4 separate regions of the Mus musculus genome follow, and all the other regions are linked to region 2. The links are chromatin loops, found by intact Hi-C in ENCODE. Cell type or tissue: left cerebral cortex. All regions are shown on one strand. Region 1 has its middle 2.5 kb from the start of Gm46788. Region 2 has its middle 30 kb from the start of Gm34294. Region 3 has its middle 21 kb from the start of Gm46788. Region 4 has its middle 17 kb from the start of Gm52536.

Region 1 (5,000 bases), 300 kb before region 2:
ATGGGCAGGTCTGAGGACCAATCAGGGAGGGGCAGCCCAAAGCCAGGGGTCCATGGGAGCGTCTAGTGACCTGAGGCCTCTTGGCCAAATGGCAGTCATTCCCTGGAGACCTGGTCCTGGAGTAAGCAGTGTTCCCTGGGGGGCAGAAGCCCAAACAGCCTGCCCTGGGATTGGGAGCACAGACCCAGTAAAGACAGATCAAGAAGAGTGATGACAACGGTGTATTTAAAGTGTTTAAATGTATGCTGCTCATGACTATAAATCCAGTACTCTTGAGGTAGGCGGGTAGCCTGGGGTACATAGTGAGTTCCAGAGTGAGACTATGACTCAAAAATCCCAAGTCAAACCAACCAAGGGGGGGGGGAATGTTCACCTCGTGCGCAAATCCAAAGGAAATGCACACATTTATCAACCATATTTTATTCATATTCATAACTGATAGATAATCTGGCAAAAACAGGATGTGAAGAAAATTCAGCCTCGTGTGAAATCCCAGAGAGTACACGTGTGTCGGTCGAAGCTGGCAGCACTGGCTTTGTTGACAAGAGCCCAAGGAGTTGTTTGGTTGGTTCACTGACTGGATGAAACTTTCTTTGCTCTCCAAACAATTAACAAGATTTTTTTTTCTTAAAGGTGGGTGGGGGGGGTGGTACTAAGAATTTTAGAAGGGACACACACACACACACACACTCACACACACACACTCACACACATACATACACACACAAACACACATACAGACACTGCAGAGGCGTTGATTATTACTATGAAATCCGTCTGTGGGAAAGAATATCTGGAGAATGAGTCTTGCCTCGCTCTCTGATTTCTTTCCCCTTCTTTGGACGGCCTACATGTTAGCTTGACTGTGCCGAGCAGCCTGCAATGCTTAGCCCAGGTAAGAAGCAAGTACTTGCCAGTGCCTGTATTTCTGTCTATATTAAGACTAGGCTGGCTCCAGAGCACAGCCAAATGCGTTCTACTGCAGAACGAAGCCGCTCCATGTGCCAACGATAAACTTCCTCCGAAAATACAAGAACTGCAAAAAGTGAACCAGGTAGGGTAAGTGAAAAAAATAAAAAAGTTACAGTATGGCTGTGTGAGGCAACCACACATTTCGATGTTTGCTGAGGTCTTTTATTTTATTTTTTTATTCAGGGGGCAACAAAGATTTGTGTAGAGGGGTGACCAGTACTCAAGGCAACTAGTGCTTAAATAGAGGCTCATTCATATAATTAAAGCACATGTGAGAAATATTGAGTAAATAACCCACTCTTTAGGGCGGACTGGGTTGTAATTTTATTCCAGCTTAAGTCTTCCTTGCGACGCACTCCTGTGACCGCATTCTTGCGAGGAGAATCTTTCCTTATGAATGAGATTTAGTTTGGAAAAATGACACATCTGTCTGAGCGAATGACTTACTCCTGATAGCGCGGGAGGCCCAAATTCCATCTATGAAGCAGCTTCTAACCCTAGCGCCCAGAAATTGGTCAGTTCTCCCACCCCTCTTTCTGTCTCTCGTGTGCGTGGGCCATAGAACAACCTGAGGCCTCTTCCTTAGGCCCTGTCCTTGTCTGCTTTTGAGACAAGGTCTCTCACTGGCCTGGAGCTCAGCAGGCAGGCTGGGCTTGCCGGCCAGTGACCTCCAGGGATCTGTTTGTCTCTGCCTCCCCAGTGCTGGGATTGCAAGCACATAACCCCTTGCTCAGCCTTTCTTTTAAAATGAGGACTTTGGGGATTCAACTCAGGCCATTATGCTTGTGAGTCAAACATTTTTTTTTCCACTGAGATAACTCCCCAAGCCTAAAGATTCATTTCTTATCATTGATAAACAGATTCTGAGCTCTGGGCCAAACATACCGTCACTAAACACATTTCCTAACAGCTATAGCAAAGACTTAACTGAGCCCCTGAATCAGCTCCAAAGCAATATGGGGACATTTGCACAGCAGGTGCGGCAGAGGGGTGGGTGTGGGTGTGGGGGTGTGCGCTCCCCTCCCTGGCAGGCCGAGGTGATGCAGATGTTCTAACTCAATTGGATTTTCCTGACCAGGCTTGTCTGTGCAGCTCTGGTTAGTATGTGAACGATTGCCACTCCAAACTGGGCCCGTGGCTCTCACAACGAACGCAGCAACCTGACCAATCAGCTCCAAGTCTACATGTTGCCAGGGAAACCAATACATAGTCACAAAAGCAGAGTGATCACAGTGGGGAAAATATAAAATGTAGCCTTTTCATAGTCAGAGGGAGAAAGGGATAGCACAGGCTGGCCATATGTAGCAGAGAATGATGGTAGATTCAGGGCAGCGTGCAACATGGGTGTGCATGTGTGGCAATGGACAACAACAAGAAGAAGAATGGGTCTGTGTGTGTGAGAAAGAAAAGAACTAGCATTCATTATGTAACTCTGCAAAACGGTCAAACAATAAGAGAAAGAGATAATAAAACACGTATGCCTCAGCCCAGAGTGAACTCAGGATTGCAGGGAGATGGCGGATGACTGTCTGTGGTAGAAAGCTGAGCCGCCTCAGGGGGTTTGAATATGCTTTCACAGCAGCCCCAGCTCTGCCATGCCCTCTTACTCAGTCAATGTCCCCACCTTTCCAAGCATGTAGATGCTACTGCTCCCAGTTATCAAACTGCCACTTGCTCTCAGACTCAGACAGTACTCACCATCTGTGGGCTCACTGGCCCACCCACTTTGTTCTGGGTCTCTTATCACAGTGCCCTCATGGTACTGAGAAATGGGAGCCACAGCAGACTGCTTCCCTGCTGAGAGTTCCCATCTGCAGGGCAAGTGGTAACCGTTGCCTTCCTTGGCTGAGCAGGCGCTGTCCCATCGGAGCACTGAACTTCTTGTCCTATAGTCCACCATCATGGATTCTCTAGTCCACTCTTTGAGTGTGCCAGCCTTATACACGCTCGTATTTGCTCACTAGGACTGGGATATCAAAGTTCCTTGCTAGTTGGGCTGAAGTGACAGAGCTGTGTCCTCTCACCCACCTGGAAGCCAGGTCCAAAATCGAGGGATCTCAGTGTGGTCTTCCCTCCAAGGCTCTCTGGGTGTCTGATCCATGTCCTTCTGTAAGCTCCTGGTACTCAAGGGAGCCCCCAGTTGTTCCTTGGCTTGTCACTGTGGTCTTGCTTTGGTTGTCACCTGGGAGCTTCCTTGTGTCTCTCTGAGTCCTTTTTCCTGTTATCAAGGCACCAGCTTTTGGATTAGGGAGTATTATAAGGGAGTAGGACCTCTTTTTAGAGCAAGCCACAAAGCTCTGTTTCCAAATACCACGCTGTTTTCACGCCTGTGTTCACTGGTCCTCGAAGGCAGAACTTCGGTGGACCTCTGCGGGGGGTGGGGGGGTGGGGGGGTGGGGGTGAGGTCGTAATGCAGCCATCCTTTTCTATAAGAGTTCCTGTACATGTGGTTCATGAGTCTAGATTTCTGGGCATTGGTAAACTGAGGAAGACCGTGGGGAGCTGTGGGGCCAGAGGAGCACAGCCTTGGTTGTCTTGGGCCACACTCTGTCCTGTTCAGTCACAGAGCTTGGAGCTCCATCTTCTCCCAGCAACAAGTATGTCAAATTGCAGGTGAAAATGTAACGTAGGCATGGGGCAACAGCTCAGTGGGTAAAGTGCTGGCTGCTCAGTTGTAAGGACCCAAGTTCCATGCCCAGAACCAACAAAAAAAGTCAGGCACAGTGGCACAAGCCCAGTGGGTTCCTGTGGCGAGACAGAAGGTGGAAAGCAGAGAATACTTGGACACTCATGTCACACAGCCTCTAGACCTCATCTCGAACAAGGTACAAAGGCGAGGACCAGCCCTGAGCTTCTCCTTTGAGCAGTACACACACACACACACACCAGGGCACACAGACATCTGCATTTACACACATGTCTATATACACAAATAGCGGAAATTTAACACAGTTGAATTTCTAATTTTTAGTTTAAGAGTCACTTTAGGGCTTGATGGTTAACAATACTGGCTTCTCTTGCAGGGGACCCAGGTTGAGTTTTCAGCCCCCACATAGCTGCTCATAACCCCTTGTAACTCCACTTCCAGGGTATCTGATGCCCTCTTCTGGCCTCCACAGGCACCTGCACACATGGTACACATGCAGACAAGCAAGCACACACACACCAACACATAAATAAAAATAAAACTAGAAAAAAAAGATTAGCTTAAGTAGATTTAATTTTTTTCAGCTTGTTTTCCACTTTGGAAGGCACAGCTGTAGAAAAAGACCAGAGACCATGCCCTTGTCCCCAACCAGTTAAAGATGACAACGTTTTTGGATAGAACACTCCCCCCACAACCTCCCAGGTCTGCAGCTGTGCTGTGTTCTGCGGGAAGGAACCCAGCACACAAGTCTGACTAGAAGAAAGCGAACACCCAAGAGGATCATCAGAGCTCTCAGATCTGAGAGGAGGGAGAGCTGCTCTTTCTAACCGCCTGTGTGCTTGGCGTGGAGGCTCTGCTCTTCAGACAACCTCACCCATCTCCCCCTCTCTGCTAGAATGGCTGTGGCCTCTTCTGTCACAGCCGCTGTGCTCTGAGGAATCTATAATGTGTGACAAGCCATCTTGTCAACTCAGCTGGCTCTGGAGATGATCTTGTTGCCTGAGGCCACTGGCATTTGTTCTTGAGCAGATGCACTGGGGCCCAGCATTACTACTTCCAGAATCCATGTTAAGCAAACACACCATGGGGAGTCTCTCAACTGTGCTGTGAGCTCGTCCCAGACTTACAGCCATGCTGGATAAATAAGACACATACGGATAGCAGTCAGATACATCTAGCATTGCTGATGGCCATTCTAATAGCACCATGTGCTTGTTCCATCCTAGGTACTGTACTTGGTAGTCACGTGAATTTCACGGTCACTCGTTCTTACAGTCTGAGATAAGTTCTATGTGTCTGAGGTTAGAGCAAGAAAGAGCTTCTTGGTGCAGAGAAAGCAAACACATTGTATAACAGGTGTCACTGTCAGGGTAGGACTCCC
Region 2 (5,000 bases):
ATTCTGACTCAAAGGTACAGTGAGATGGTTTTTTTTTCTTTTTTTCTTTTCTTTTTTTTTTTTTTTTTGCTAAGTGGGATTATTTTTTCCCACGTGGTATCTTTGACAAATGTAATGAAATCTGTCAGTCTTTCCTGCTCACAGCAGAAAGCAAGGTGCAGAATTTCTCTGCTTATTTGCCAATATGAGATAGAAAGGGACAGGGGTGGGCTGTGTGGAGCATGGCTCGCAGGTGTGGAGGTGGCATGAAAGACAGACATACAGTCTCCAAAGGGATGGAGGGAGAGTGGTTATGGGAGCTGGGGAGCCCGAGCTTGTAAGAGCCCCCGGAATCCGTCTTGACAAGCGTTTTGCATGCAGTTAAACAGACAAATGAATTCTGCTGCCAGGATTTCTCAGGAATCACACTTGATGTCTGTCACCCAAAAGATTTCTGGGCACTGGTGGAGTGACAAACTGTTATGCCTTAGAGCGGTGGCTCTCAAACTGGAGCGTGCATCAGAGTCACCTGGAGGTCTTGTTAAAACCTAGGTGGCAGCTGGGTCCCTCCTGCTGAAAGCCAGATGGGGCCTAGGTGGTAGTGCCGCAGCAGCCGGACCAGGTACTAGCTCTGAGAGCCACTGGCTTAGGATGACCAAAGAGGAAGAGTGACCTATGCAGGCTCCATCTGAGACCTCTTTGTTCCCACGAGCTTAGGTTTATAATTTTTGCTACAGGTACCACAACATGAAGTAATGGGGAACCCCTTTGAAGCAATTTGCTCAGTAGAAAATGAGGTTTAATCAAAGAAACAAACAGGACCTGGGAGATGGATGGCTCATTAAAGCTTTAGCCATGGCTTCATGAGGACAGGCACCGAGGTCCCCAGGTGATGCAAGCCTCAGGAGGCAGCGGCAAGGGATTCCCTGAGCTAGCTGACTAGAAGACCAGTCATATTGATGAGCTGAGTTTGATTGAGAGGCTCTGCCTCAGTGACTACAGTGGAAGAGCTTTGGAGGGTGATTCCTGAAATCAGCCTCAGGCCTTGACATATACACACTCATCAACATACAGGTGTGCCTTCTCCACATTTCCAACACACACACATGGAAAAAGAAGAAAAGAAAGAAACAAAGCTAGAGACGTGGCTGCCTGAGAAGTACGAAGATCTGATTCTCAAAGAAAAAAGGGACAAGGTTGCTAAGACCCAGGTAACAACACAATCATACCCCCAAACACAAGCAAACCCCAACTCACTGTTTTCCATTGCTCCTTGACCCCTGGCTAGATTTCTTGCCATGACTCATAGACACTGCCCTTTCTACTCTGTGTACGTGTAAGTGACTTTCTGCCCCTCCAACCTTGCTTTCTCTGTCCAAAGGAAAAGCCAAGGGCTTGCAGAAATGCCTTGAACAAACTGACACTTTAGGCCAGAGGTGCCAGAAGTGACTGGAGCTGAGGAGCAGAGCCCTCATTTGTGACACCTATGTGCATTATCAACCCATACATCCTTAGTGTTGGCGGCCATTAACATTTTCTCAGCATTGCGGGGATTTACATCTGACCCCCAAAGCGAGCCATCTCCGAGCTCCACGGGTCCATAATGCACACGACGTACCATTTCTTAATAAACATTTACAATGTGGTATGCCCAGGCCATGCTCCATAAGACCCATCAGGGACAGCACAGCGACAGAGCCTGTATTTAGGCCAGCGTCTCACACCGCATTAACTAGATTGGTTTGTTCTTATTGCATCGCTCCGTCCCTTACATTTAAACCTCCAATGGTTCCCATGTTCCGTCACAGCAGAGTTGCTGAGGTGACCACAACTTTCCTCACTCCTTGGAATCAGTATTTGGAAAGGTTAATCCTGAGGCCTGCTCTTCCAAACAGAGCATCCAGGACCACTGTCTCTACCCACGCAGCCATGCAACCATGGTCCCATCCCTGCAGATGAAACAGTTGTTAAAAGAGAGAGAACTCCAGCTCACTCTGAGTGGGTGGGTGGAGAGCTTGCCTTTGAAATCCTGGCCCTTTCCTATCTACCCCACTAAGGCTTGGCATTGCTTGCTTTCAATTTTGGCTGTTTTGCTTCATGCTACCAAGGCTCTCTCTGTATGAAGAAAGGGCGTGTTTGTGGGTTTATACCCTCTGTGCATTCATCTATTTTTATATATGCATATTGCATAGTAATAGAGATTTTATGCATCGAATAAAAACGATTTCCCCCAATTTCACTCGGTTTATCGTTCTGCTGAATAATTCAGCTTAGTATGTGGAGGGTTTTTTTTTTCCTTTCCTTGATAAATTCACTAGCCTGAGCTTTCCCTTTTCGTTGGGATTTTTAATCAGATTGAAACCCATCACATTGAGATCAAAGCTGGGAATCGAGACGTTACCCATTTATGTTGTAGCCAAAAGATGTTGCTTAGAGCACATGGCCTCAAATCGCTCAGCCGCTTGCTAAAGTGTAAGAGAATTTATGATGCTAAATAAAACCAAGAGAGAGAGAGAGAAAAAAAAAGATGTTTTAATAAGATGAAAATCCAAATGTTAAAATAATGAACCATCTGCATGGGTGGCCCTCTCTTGAGAGAGATGCCAAGAGCTCCACCATCTGTGAAACGTTTACCAGCTGTTTCCTTCCCTTTTTGTGAGAACATAAGAAATCCTTACAGTTGGTGCTTCAAAGCGATACATCACCGGGAGGAAAGCAGGTTTGGCTGACTTTGGGAAGGCTGGACCGGGCCAGAGGAAGCAAAGGATGCTCTTGGCTATTGGAGGGACATACCAGTTTTCCACCTGACTTCCTGCTACCCCTTCCTGTGAACCCCAATATTAGGAAACCTCTGGAAGATGCCAAGACACAGTGACAGCTCAGCATCCCAAGAGGTCATTTCCAACCATCGCTGTCAGAGATGGTTCTGTTCCCGCTCACCACATGGCCTCCCAGTCGGCTCCACACACCCCATCACCCCCCAGAGGAGTCAAGTGAGGTTCGGATGGAATTGTAATCTGACCGCAGTGGACAAGGTGTCTGAAGTAGTCTAAATATTTGTGAACGTGCCTTTCCTTTTCTCTTCTCTGATCTCCGTTTCACAGAGCTGCCAGTCAGCCCATTGCCCCACTGCTTTTGCCCATGAGAAGTATCTTGTCTAGGTGGTCTTAGATCCAAAGAGAGCATAGGACATGAGTTCCGCTTTGCAGCTGGCTCTGATCTGAGGCACAGTGCCCAGCCATAAAACACTCATACTGTGGGGTGCTGATCTACCCACGGATCCTCGGGTTCCTGCCTTGTTTTTGGCCTCCCAGATCGGCTACCAACCAGTGTCTGACAGGATTCTATTTTCCTTTTTTTCTCTCTAGCTGCCATCTTTTCTACTTCATTTCCTGTCAAATGAATTTCAGGGAACATAACCTAACAAGAGGTTTTAGTTAATGAACGAGAAACCTTTTCAGAGGAGCCCTCAGGTGTCCTTCCTTAGGACTTTAGGGAGCTATGGCTCCTTCCCTGGATATCCCTGGAAATCTGAGGCCATGTGCAGAACACTGTTGTGTGGCTAAGGGGGCAGAAACAAGGGAGACAAAGCCAGGCCCTGAGAATGGGTGCTCTCATTTCTAGAGACTTGGCGACAAGCCAGACCTTAGAGGCGAAAGAAATCCAACCTCACAGTGTCCTCTAGAAATGTCCAGGTCCCAGAAGCAGTAGTGACTGCATCCCCCAACTAGAGATCTCAAAGAGCTGTGGAGACATATGTGGAAGGAGTCGCTCTCTCATGAGAACTAAAGGCAGAAAGCCATGTTTCTCGGTCACTCAGTGGAGGGAAACTATCTGTGCTTTCAAGCCAAGACTGATTCTGAATACTTCATTTTCTTCCTCCTTCAGCCCCTGGCTGACAGCGAGCCGGACTCTCCTTGGCACAGCTTCCACTCTTAAAATGGAGTCATGGACAAGATGGAAGGCTCCCTACAAACAGGGGGTCTCATTGAGGAATGACGGGACCAGTGACTCAAGTCTTTCAAGTAAGAGTGATGGGGTATAAGCCCATGCAGTATTAACCAGGGGCCGTTTTCCACTAGTGCAACCCTCACTGTAGGCATCTTCAGCTGCTGGAGCTTGGAGAGAAAGTGGTCCAAGCAAGCCTCAGGCTGGAGAGAACCTTACAACACAGTGGTTTCCTGATGTCCATGGGGGAAACATGCCAAGGTTCCCAGCACAGACATGGAGCCTGGAGCACAGTTGACCACAGGTAACTGAGTCTATGGATAAGGAGAATTCTGTCTGGAGGAGAGTACGGCTCAACATATACTGTAGTGCCACAGCAGAGATGTTCTATGTGGTGCTAAGCCCTGAAGGAAGTAAGGGATGAACAGGAGAAAGGGCTAGAGGCAAGCTAGAGACACACAAGGACCAGCCTGTCAACTTTACACACGCTAGAGTCATTTGAGGATGAGAGACTGTCAGTTGACAAAATGCCTCCATCAGATTGATGATTGATGTGACAAGGATCAACCCACTCTGAGAGTTTCTACACTAGGCTGGTAATCCTAGATGCTGTAAGAAAGGTTGAGCAAGCCACAAGGAGCAAGCCAGTAAGCAGCGTTCTTCTACAGCCTCTAAAGTTCCCACCTCCAGGTTCCTGCCTTGAGTTCCTGCCCTAATTTGTCCTCAGGGATGGAGTGTGGCTGGGAAGTGTAAGGTAAAATAAACCCTTCCCTTTCCAGGTTGCTTTTGGCTGTGGTGTTTTATCAAAGCAATACAAGCCCGGACTAAGCAAGGATGAAGGGCAGCCAGGGTTTGATATAGCCAATGAACTCTGAAGATTTCCATGACAACCCTCAGGTTTCTTCTGCCCTGAAAGGTTGACCAGATGGAGGATTAGATTCAAGGCTGTCTCAACCTTGAGCCACCAACACCCTAGTCAAGCCAGGCATCTTTCCAAAGAGACAAATACAGCCAATGCTATTTCTTGTCCACCAGCCTTGGAAGAACCAACGATTCTTACTTTTACATTAAAG
Region 3 (5,000 bases), 280 kb before region 2:
CTGTTGTTTTCCATTTTGTCCTATTGACAGTGTCCTTTGCCTTTGCAATTTTACGAGGTCCCATTTGTCGATTCTTGATCTTAGAGCATAAGTCATTGGTGTTCTGTTCAGGAAAATTTCCCCTGTGCTCATGTGCTCAAGGCTCTTCCCCACTCTCTCTTCTATTAGTTTCAGTGTATCTGGTTTTATGTGGAGGTCCTTGATCCACTTGGACTTGAGCTTTGTACAAGGAGGTAAGAATGGATCAATTCGCCTTCTTCTACATGCCCACCACCAGTTGAATCAGCACCATTTGTTGAAAATGCTGTCTTTTTTTCCACTGGATAGTTAAAGCTCCTTTGTCAAAGATCAAGTGACCATATGTGTGTGGATTCATTTCTGGGTCTTTGATTCTATTCCATTGATCTACCTGCCTGTCTCTGTACCAATACCATGCAGTTTTTATCACTATTGCACTGTAGTACAGCTTGAGGTCAGGGATGGTGATTCCCCCAGAAATTCTTTTATTGTTGAGAATAGTTTTCGCTACCCTGAGATTTTGTTATTCCAAATGAATTTACAAATTGCTCTTTCTAACTCGATGATGAATTGAGTTGGAACTTTGATGGGGATTACATTGAATCTGTAGATTGCTTTCAGTAAGTTGGTCATTTTTACTATATTAATCTTGCCAATCCCTGAGCATGGGAGATCTTTCCATCTACTGAGATGTTCTTTGATTTCTTTCTTCAGAGACTTAAAGTTCTTGTCATATACATCTTTCACTTGCTTGGTTAGAGTCACACCAAGGTATTTTATATTTGGCCCCTGGATGGTCTGCTTGTGAGTCTCTCAGAAGACTAGGGCGTGATCGCTGGAAGCAGATCCTGCAGCACTGGGCAGGGGCAGTAACTGAATGACCACACAGCCAGCCAGAGTCTTGGTCTCTCAGGAGGCTCTGAATCTGGCCTTGTCCGGAGCTCCTATACAGGATAGAAGGGCCAGTCTTCACTCCTCTTTTGCTCTGTCTCCTTGATGGTGTCACCTGGGTCCAGTTGGCACTTGGCAGCTGGAAGTCAGACCATATGCCCCACAGGGGACAACAAGGAAAAATCTGAGCATCTCTGTGTTCATGGTACCCTGTGTTCACATACATCTATAGAAACACTAGTCAGGGCCACAGGGATGGCTTAGCCTGTATGTTGTTTGCTTTATAGACAGAGGGTGGAAGTTTGATCTCTGATTCTATGATTTTTAAAGTAGTGGGGGCAGGAGTGTAGTTAGAGCTATGGCTCAGTGGATAAGAGGAACCAGAGGACCTGGGTTCCATTCCCCATGGTAGCAGATAAGCATCTGCAACTCTTGTTCCAGGAGATCCAGTGTTCTTTTAAGGCCTCTGCAGGCATCAGACATTCATGTGGTGCACAGACATGCATGTAGGTAAGATGTGCATACACATAAAATAAAATAAAATTTAAAAAGGTGAAAATACATACATACATACATACATACATACATACATACATACACACACACACACACATACCTACCTACCTACCTATGTACATGCATATATATATTCCTGGGTTTGGTGGTCGGTGCATCCTTGTAATCTTAATATGGGGAAGTGGAGCTTCCTGGGCAGCCAGCCTAGCCTATGTATTGAATTCCAGGACTGTGTAAGAACTGACACAAATAAACAAACAAACACGAGGTGTACAGTGACTGGAAAATAACAGCAGAGGTTGACTTCTGGCTTCCACATGCACACACATGCACATGCACACACATGCACATGCACACATACATGCACATGCACACATACATGCGCACACACATGCATGCACATGCACTCATGCACATACACACATGCACATGCACAATGCACACACATACACACTGACCCCACCCCCTCTCTAACAAGCTGGAGTGATGGAGGAGATGAGCTAAGCTTGAACATCCAATCTACAAGATGAGGATAATGGTACCCTTCCAATTAATCCTGGCGAGAGCTTGAGATAATTATCTGAAAGGGGGTTAATCTCATGCACCTGTGGAGAAACCCCTGTCCTGGCCACCCAGCTGTGTCTCCACTGCCCAGCACACCTCCCATCTCAGTTCTTAAGCACCCACTTTCTGTCCAGGGTACCTAAAAGTTCTCTTCGAATCTCATGTATCACAGGTGGATTGGTTAGTGTCCTTGACTGTAAGATCCAATCCTGGAGATGCCACAGATGAAGAATGGACACCCGATTCTGCCTGCTGTCAGAGAGTGGCTGTGTGGTCCACATGGGTCCCTCCAGGAACCCACTTGGAAGGCTAGCCAGCATTCTGGGCTATAAGGGATGGCCAGATGGGAAGGGCCCCTAGGTAGTGTTGGAGGCCAGAGATGACTGCAGTCACCTTCCTGGTGCATTCCCAACCCATGTGAAAGCAGAAGATCTTGCAATACCTATTATGGGCTGTGCACCAAGGCAAGTCTTTTCTTTGCATTTCTTTGCAGTACTTCAAGGGAAGTGTTATCCTTAGGCCTATTTTAGTGAGAAAAATGGAGGCTCACAAATGTGGAGGGAACTTCTTCAGCCCCCACAGCTAGCTCCGGCTGGATGTCAGAATGGAACAAATGTAGTCTGACACTAGACTCTGGGTGTGAGGCAGATGGGATCATGCAGGAAGCTTTCACACATCCTCCCAGAGGAAGCTGTGAGGGTGTGCAGCCATGTTTGTCCCAGTGTTGTGGCGTGTGGACTCCTTTCCCTCGCTTTTCCCAGTCGGGGTGCGTTCCCCTCCAAGTCTTTTCATCAGTTCAACTGCACTTGACTTTAATGTCATCTTCTTGCAGATTAGCCCTCCCCGCATCATGTTGTAGGGCTTGCATGTGCATGTACATACACAAATGGAATGTTAATATTAGTATAAAATTATGTTATTTTCTCTGTATATGAAATAAAATTTAAAAGGATAGAGTCCTTTTTTTAAAAAAAAAGATTTTTAAAACTGTTTTTAGAGTCTCTCTCTCTCTCTCTCTCTCTCTCTCTCTCTCTCTCTCTCTCTCTCTCTCTCTCTTTCTGTGTGTGTGTGTGTGGTCTGTTTGTAAGTACTCGCATGTATGTGGGTGTCCGAGGAAGCCAGGGGCATCAGATCCCCTGGAGCTGGAGTTATAGACAGCTGTAAGCTTTCTGACATGAGTTCTGGGAACCAAATTCAGATCGCCCACAGAAGCTATGAGTACTTACTTGTACACTCCGAGCCAGCTCTCCCTGCTCTGAACAACAGAAGCTTTGCTGGACAGTGTTATTAACAAGTGGCCTCTAGTTATACCTATATTCCATAGAATGTACTCAGAGAGGGAAGTCAGACGATCCTGGCTTATGTGTCCCAGGTCTGCTGTGGATGTGTGATGTGGCCTCAAGGCACTTTTAAAAGTTTCTTGAAGAATTTTGGGGGATGCTTATGTAGATTATCATATCATCTGCAAATAGTGATAGCTTGACCTCTTTTCTTTCTGATTTGTATCCCTTTGATCTCCTTTTGTTGTCTCATTGCTCTGGCTAGAACTTCAAGTACTATATTGAATAGATAGGGAGAGAGTAGGCTGCCTTATCTTGTCCCCGATATTAGTGGGATTGCTTCAAGTTTCTCTGCATTTAATTTGATGTTGGTTTGTCGTATCTTGCTTTCATTATATTTCTCCAAAACTTTTAATATGAAGGGGTGTTAGGTTTTGTCAAAGGCTTTTTCAGCATCCAATGAGATGATCACATGATTTTTTTTTAGAGTTAGTTTATATAAAAGATTACGTTCATGGATTTTTTTCATATATTGAACCGTCCCTGAGACCCTGGGATGAAGCTTACTTGATCGAGGTAAATGATATTTTTGATGTGTCCTTGGATTATGTTTGTGATAATTTTATTGAGTATTTTTGCATCGATATTCATAAGCAAAACTGGTTTGAAGTTCTCTTACTTTGTTGGGTCTTTGCGTGGTTTAGGTATCAACATAACTGTGGCTTCATAGAATGAATTAGGTAGTGTTTCTTCTGTTTTTGTTCTATGGAATAGTTTGAGGAGTATTGGTATTTGCTCTTTAAGGTCTGGTAGAATTCTGCACTAAAACCATGTGGCTCTGGGGGTTTATTTTTTGGTTGGGAGGTTTTTAATAACTGCTTCTATTTCCTTAGGGGTTATGGGGCTGTTTAGATAGTTTACTTGATCTTGATTTAACTTTGGTACAGGGTATCTGTCTAGAACAATCATCCATTTCATCTAGATTTTCTAGTTTTGTTGAGTATAGGCTTTTGTAGTTAGAACTGATGAATTTTTAAAATTTCCTCAGTTTCTGTTGTTATGTCTCCCTTTTCTTTTCTGATTTTGTTAGTTTGGATACTGTCTCTGTGCCTTTTAGTCAGTTTGGCTAAGGGTTTATCTATCGTGTTGATTTTTTTCTCAAAGATCCAACTCTTGATTTTGTTTATTCTTTTCATTATTCTTTTTGTTTCTAACTGGGTGATGGCTGGATATAAAATTAACTCAAACAAATCAGTAGCCTTCCTTTATACAAATGATAAATAAATAGGTTGAGAAAAAAAATTAGAAAACAACACACTTCACAATAGCCACAAATAATAGTAAATATCTTGGTGTAAATCTAACCAAGCAAGTGAAAATCTGTATGACAAGAACTTTAACTCCCTAAACAAAGAAATCAAAGAAGATCTCAAAAGATGGAAAGATCTCCCATGCTCATAGATTGGTAGGATAATGGCCATTTTATTCAATGTAATCCCCATCAAAATTCCAACTCAATTCTTCACAGACATGGAAAGAGAAATTCTCAACTTCACATGGAAAAACAAAAAACCCAGGATATCAAAAACAGTTCTCAACAATAAAAGTACTCCCGGAGGAATCACGATCCTGACCTCAAGTTGTGTTACAGAGCAATAGTGTTAAAAACTGCATGGCCGCCGATCAACAGAATAGAATAGAAGACCCAGGAATAAACCCACACACCTAAGG
Region 4 (5,000 bases), 540 kb before region 2:
ATGGAGCATTCCAGAAGGCTGGAGGGAGGTCTGAGGGCAGGCAGTGGGCTAAGGAGCTGACCAGAGAGGGCAGGCAGTGGGCTAAGGAGTGGCCTGAGGCCACTGTGTCCTTATATTTACAGTCATCAAGATTTTAAGTTTTTAATTGTTCAGATGTACTTCACTATTTATTTGGTGTGTGTGCGTGTGCACGCATGTGTGTGTGTGCATCTGAGAGCAAATGAGGGCGTTAGGTTTCTTGGAGGTGGGATAGCAGGAGATTGTGCTGTGTATGTTGGGACCCGAGCCCTGGTCCTCAGCAAGAGCAGTCAGTGCTCTTAACTGCTATGCCATCCTCCAGCCCCAAGACTAGCTTTAAATCCTACACTATACTTTCTATATCACAAATGTTCTTGCTTGGTCCAGCATAGGAATCTTCCCTATGGGGGGAAAAAACCTCCAAACATTAGAATGAGCATATATGAATTATACAAATAGTTAATTAGCATATATTAATTATATATAATAGTTGGTCTCATAATATTTTCATACATGTGCATAGTGTTTTTTCATCATGTTTACCCATTACCCTGTCATGGCTCCTCCCATTCTTGCTGATCTCTTCTAACACAATCCCTTCTACTTGTGTGTGTGTGTGTGTGTGTGTGTGTGTATGCATGTGTGTTTATATGTGTATGTGTGTGCATATGTTTATGTGGGTGCATGTATGTGTGTTTCTATGTGTGTGTATGTGTATGCACATGTGTATGTGGGTGCATGTATGTGTGTGTACATGTTTATGTGTGCTTCTACATGTGTCTGTATGTGTGTTTCTATGTGTGTGTGTATGTGTGTCTCCTAATGACTTGATTTGGCTTGCTAACTTGCAGGCTGGGAGAGGGGTTGCTGACAGACACACAGCAACTTAGCAGAGGCTGTACCAATGAAGAAAATAATGGTCTCCATCCTCTGGATTCATTCGGAGGATGTAGGTGTCTCTAGGATGTGAAGTTTTTCTGTTTCTTTTGGAGGAGAGGAGGGTGAGGCCCAGGAAGTGCCTTGCTTAGGGTCACAATCTGGTGCTGTTCGAGGAAGGAAGGAGAGGAGACTTGCCTCAGGTCTGCGCAGGTACGCATCCTCTGGGAGCCCCTCCCGGAGGCAGGGCTGGCCAGGGAGACGCTGGACTGTTCCAAGTGTCAGAGAAAAGCGTTGCCTGCTTGCTTCCGCACGTGCTACTTCCCGAGAAGGTGTTCCATCAACAGAAATGCTGATTCTCTGGCTTTCTCACGCTAAATTTAGAAATGACATTTGCATTTCCGCAGATCCACAGCACCGGCTTAGAAACAGTTCCCAGAGCCGGGGCCAAGTGAATAGTTTCCCTTTCTTGGCTGTGGGGAATTAGCAAAAATTAGGATGTGCCTGTAACAGGGTAGATGAAGACAGTTGAAAATAGTAAATGCATCCTTTTTAGGAGGTAAAAATCAGTTGTACCTCCAGTTAAATGCAGGGGTTCCAGCCAAATTTCTTCCCTCGATCCCTAACTCTGCCCCTCCCTCTTCCCTCCTCAGTGTCCATCTTCTTTTGTGTGTGTGTGTGTGTGTGGGGGGGCTTGTTAATTTTGAATATCAAAGTTTTTTAAAAATTTTATTTATTTATTGTGTGCATGCTTGTGTGTGCGTGTGTATGTGTATGCACATGTGAGTGTATATGTGTGTGTGCATGTGCCTGTGTATGTATGTGTGTGTGCATGTGTGTGCATGTACCTGTGTGTGTGCCTGTGCCTGTGTGTATGTGTGTGTGTGCACATGTGTATGTGTGTGTGTGTGTGATGCGCAAATATGCACAAACACACAGGCCACAGGGTGCTATGGAGGTCAGAGGACAAATTGCAGGCATGGGTTCTTTTCTTCATCTGGGCTCCAGGGGTAGAACCTAGGCCATCAGGCTTGGTGGCAAGCACCCTTTGCCCTCTGAGCCATCTCGCTGGTCCCAAACCTGACCATTTCTTATACCTTATTGGCAGCTCAAGATCTGAGGGAAGTTCCTGTTAGACTGCAACTCACCCGTTCTGCCTGCAGTTCCTGTGCACTTCTTAGTCCGTTTGATGGAGTTCAAACATTTGAAGAATTACACTGACTTTTTCCGTCTTGGCAGAGTTCTCCCAGCTATTGAGCAAAGGAACAAACAGCTTGTTTCCTGGTCAAGAGGGCGGGAAGCTGTCAACTCCCATCTGTCTCAGGGGTTGATCTACTTTTGGTGGTAATGTTCTACCGTTTCCCGGAGTCTATAAAATCATGAGCACATGTCACCACAAGAGGGCAGTGTGCGCTCTCTCCAGGAGCCCGTACAAATCCTGCCTTTCCCGCGGTGGGTAAAAGGATTTGTCTGGCAAAGGGCAAACCCATTAGGCATCAACATCCTGCATTTTCTTGCTGTTGCTTGTCATCATGGAAGCAATGATTGGAAAGTCCTGATTACCCGCACGATCTCCTAGACAGCGCACGTCTCTAAGCGCTTGCTTTCCAACGTACTGCTTTTGATTTTCACCTGTGCTACCCACGGAACGGGGGACCTAGGGGCACTTTCCCTGCTGCTGTTGGGAGAGCCTGTCTTATCTCTGTGGAGGTTCTCATCTGCGTGGGGGGCTGGTCCCGAGGTACCAGGAATGTGTTTAACAAGACAGCAATAGCTAAAGTTTTTAAAAGAGCCTTCATTCGTCTCTTGCAGGGGCTGCTGGTGGGGGATGTCATTATTAGTGCAAAATGTTCTGGAAAGTTCTCGATGATAATAACCTAAGGCAAGCATACATGAAGAATCAGTGAATTACGTTTTCAGTCCTTTTTTTTTCTTTAACCGACATGCCAAAAAAGTAAGATTTTTTTTTTTGATTTCATAAGCAAAGCCCAGAGGTGACATTTGTACAGTTGAAATATGGCCTACTGTGACTCCGTAGAATCTCATCAATAGATCTCTTTGCCAGATGGACCTGGGACTGGCAAAATCACCATCATGTCAGTGTTTCAGCTTGCGTTTGACTGGGTGTGAGGCAGTGAAGTGAGGGTCTGGGGCAAAGACCCTCTTTGCTTTCTCTTTTTATACAAAAATTCAGCAAATCAATTGTTGGCTTTAGACCTGCAGGGCAGAGTCTCCGTGTAGGCTGCTGTGTGACTTTCTGCTGAAGGTGAGGCCAGAGGCTCTCTGGAGGGCAGTGAGGATTGGTGGGCCAATGTGGATGTTCTAAGATGAGGGATCATCACTGGGTAGCCGCGAAGGTCAGGGAGAGCAGCCGATGCTGCCACTGGGGAGAGAGGTAGAACGTTCCAGAAAGATGGTGCTGGGTCCGTTAGGTCTTGATCGCTGGTGTCTGGCAATGACAGACAGAAAGATTTTCCCCAACAGAAACAGAGCAAATGAGGTTACAAATACATCCATGCACTGATGGCCAGGGATTCAAGCACTACATGCCTCCTGGGCTGGTACCTCACAGGCTGCAGAAAACCCATGATGTCACACCCCAGCAGGGAAGCCGGGAAGGTGAGATTTGTGACCCTTGGCACTCAGTCGGGGACAGTCATGCTCCTAGGAGACGTTATTTTTATTCAGGAGAGAAGGGCTTGTGGCACCTAGGGACGAGAAGAATCCCTGGCTTGATGGAGAAGAACTCTGTTACCACACGCCAGCAAGACAGGGTGAGAAGCCCAGAGAGACTTGCTCAGGAGGGAGAAAGAGAAGGGGAAGGGGGAACTTAGGGAGCTATGCACTAAGTTCTGGGGACCCACTGAGTGTGTGACAAGAGAGGAGGTCTAGATGAGGTGGCAGAGTGAACTCTTCGTGGTTCCAGCAGACCTGCCAGGAGTTTGAGATTGGGCCTTGCTGGCCCCATGTGGGTACCTTCCTCCCTCCCTCCCTCCGTCCCTCCCTCCTTCCCTTCCTCCTATGCTCACACAGCTTCCAGGCAGTAGGCAGATGGCTCAGCTGGTGGAGAGTGTGCTGTAGAAGCACAGGACCCCGAGTTCAATCCTCAGAACCCACACTGTAACAAGTCAGACGCTCTTGACATCCCAGCGCTTGGAAGGCAGAGACAAGAGGATCCAGGCCACAGGCTGAGCATAGAAACAGAGATGCTCCCTTGTGGAGAGTTGTCTCTGGGGCTAGGGGTGCTGCTGGCACTCGGTGAGCAGAGGCCACAGATGTTGCTCTTGCTTGTGCACTGCAGAGGGAGCTGCCCTCCCCCCTCCCCCGGCCCCCAGCCCTGTTTGCTGTACTGAGTTTGCTGGTCACGCTCAGAGGAACACAATGCAGTTCCCATCCTTGCCTGCTCCAAGTCAAACATGTCCACAGGTCAAAGAATTTCCCATCTATTAGCTGGGGTGCCCTTTATCCCCGAATGCAGGAGTCAGAGGCAGGGCAGTCTCTGAATTTGAGGCCAGCCTGATCTAAATACAGAGACTGTCTCAAAACACCAAAACCAAACCAACCAACTAATCAATCAACCAACCAACCAACCAACCAACCAACCAACCAACCAACCAATCAAAAAGCCCTAAGTCTTCCTTTGCAGATGGAAGGACTGAACAAAGGGGATCACATTCAGTGTGCTTACTCATGCCTGTGTGTGTGCAGGTGTGAGCATGTGTGCATGTGTGTGTGGGTATGTGCATGTGTGTGCGCGTGTGTATGTATGAGAATGTGTGCATGTGTGTGCATGTGCATGCATGTGTGTGTGAGCATGTGTGCATGTGTGTGTGTGTGTGTGTGTGTGTAGGTATGTGCATGTGTGTGTGCGTGTGTATGTATGAGAATATGTGCATGTGTGTGTGTGTGTGAGAGCATGTGTGCATGTGTGTGTGTGTGCATGTGTGTGTGTGTGTGTGTGCATGCATGTATGTGTGTGTGTGCATATGTGGGTAGACAGTGAGGCAAAGGATAACATTGGTTGTCTTTTTCCTTCAGGATCCATCTACCTTGGCTTTTGGAACAGAGTCTTCAGGCCTGAATTCTGTCTCTTCCCAGTGCTAGGA

Evidence for each region. Hi-C counts contacts between places; a loop is a spot of excess contacts. Peaks named below come from ENCODE experiments on the same cell type or tissue, not always from the same donor. Only the 100,000 strongest peaks of a DNase experiment are listed, where the experiment ranks them.
Region 1: it touches region 2 in a loop (3.0-fold over the local background); 2 of 42 quality-filtered maps call a loop at or near these places.
Region 3: a loop joins it to region 2, with 11 times the contacts of the local background. A loop is called at or near these places in 2 of 42 quality-filtered maps.
Region 4: a loop joins it to region 2, with 2.0 times the contacts of the local background. A loop is called at or near these places in 4 of 42 quality-filtered maps.

What each region holds. Positions count from the first base shown.
Region 1 is chr2:169,298,472-169,303,471 of GRCm38, forward strand. No RefSeq gene overlaps it. Among named protein-coding and RNA genes, the nearest start is that of Gm46788, 2.5 kb to the left of the region's middle. In left cerebral cortex, no CTCF peak of the experiment used is centred here; a DNase peak (open chromatin) is centred at 2,167; H3K27ac peaks cover 1,341 bases.
Region 2 is chr2:169,597,783-169,602,782 of GRCm38, forward strand. No RefSeq gene overlaps it. Among named protein-coding and RNA genes, the nearest start is that of Gm34294, 30 kb to the right of the region's middle. In left cerebral cortex, no CTCF peak of the experiment used is centred here; DNase peaks (open chromatin) are centred at 2,041, 2,578 and 3,226; H3K27ac peaks cover 1,034 bases.
Region 3 is chr2:169,317,111-169,322,110 of GRCm38, forward strand. No RefSeq gene overlaps it. Among named protein-coding and RNA genes, the nearest start is that of Gm46788, 21 kb to the left of the region's middle. In left cerebral cortex, a CTCF peak has its summit at 2,682; DNase peaks (open chromatin) are centred at 2,601 and 3,217; H3K27ac peaks cover 273 bases.
Region 4 is chr2:169,059,447-169,064,446 of GRCm38, forward strand. No RefSeq gene overlaps it. Among named protein-coding and RNA genes, the nearest start is that of Gm52536, 17 kb to the right of the region's middle. In left cerebral cortex, a CTCF peak has its summit at 2,295 (motif pointing right); DNase peaks (open chromatin) are centred at 1,259 and 2,294.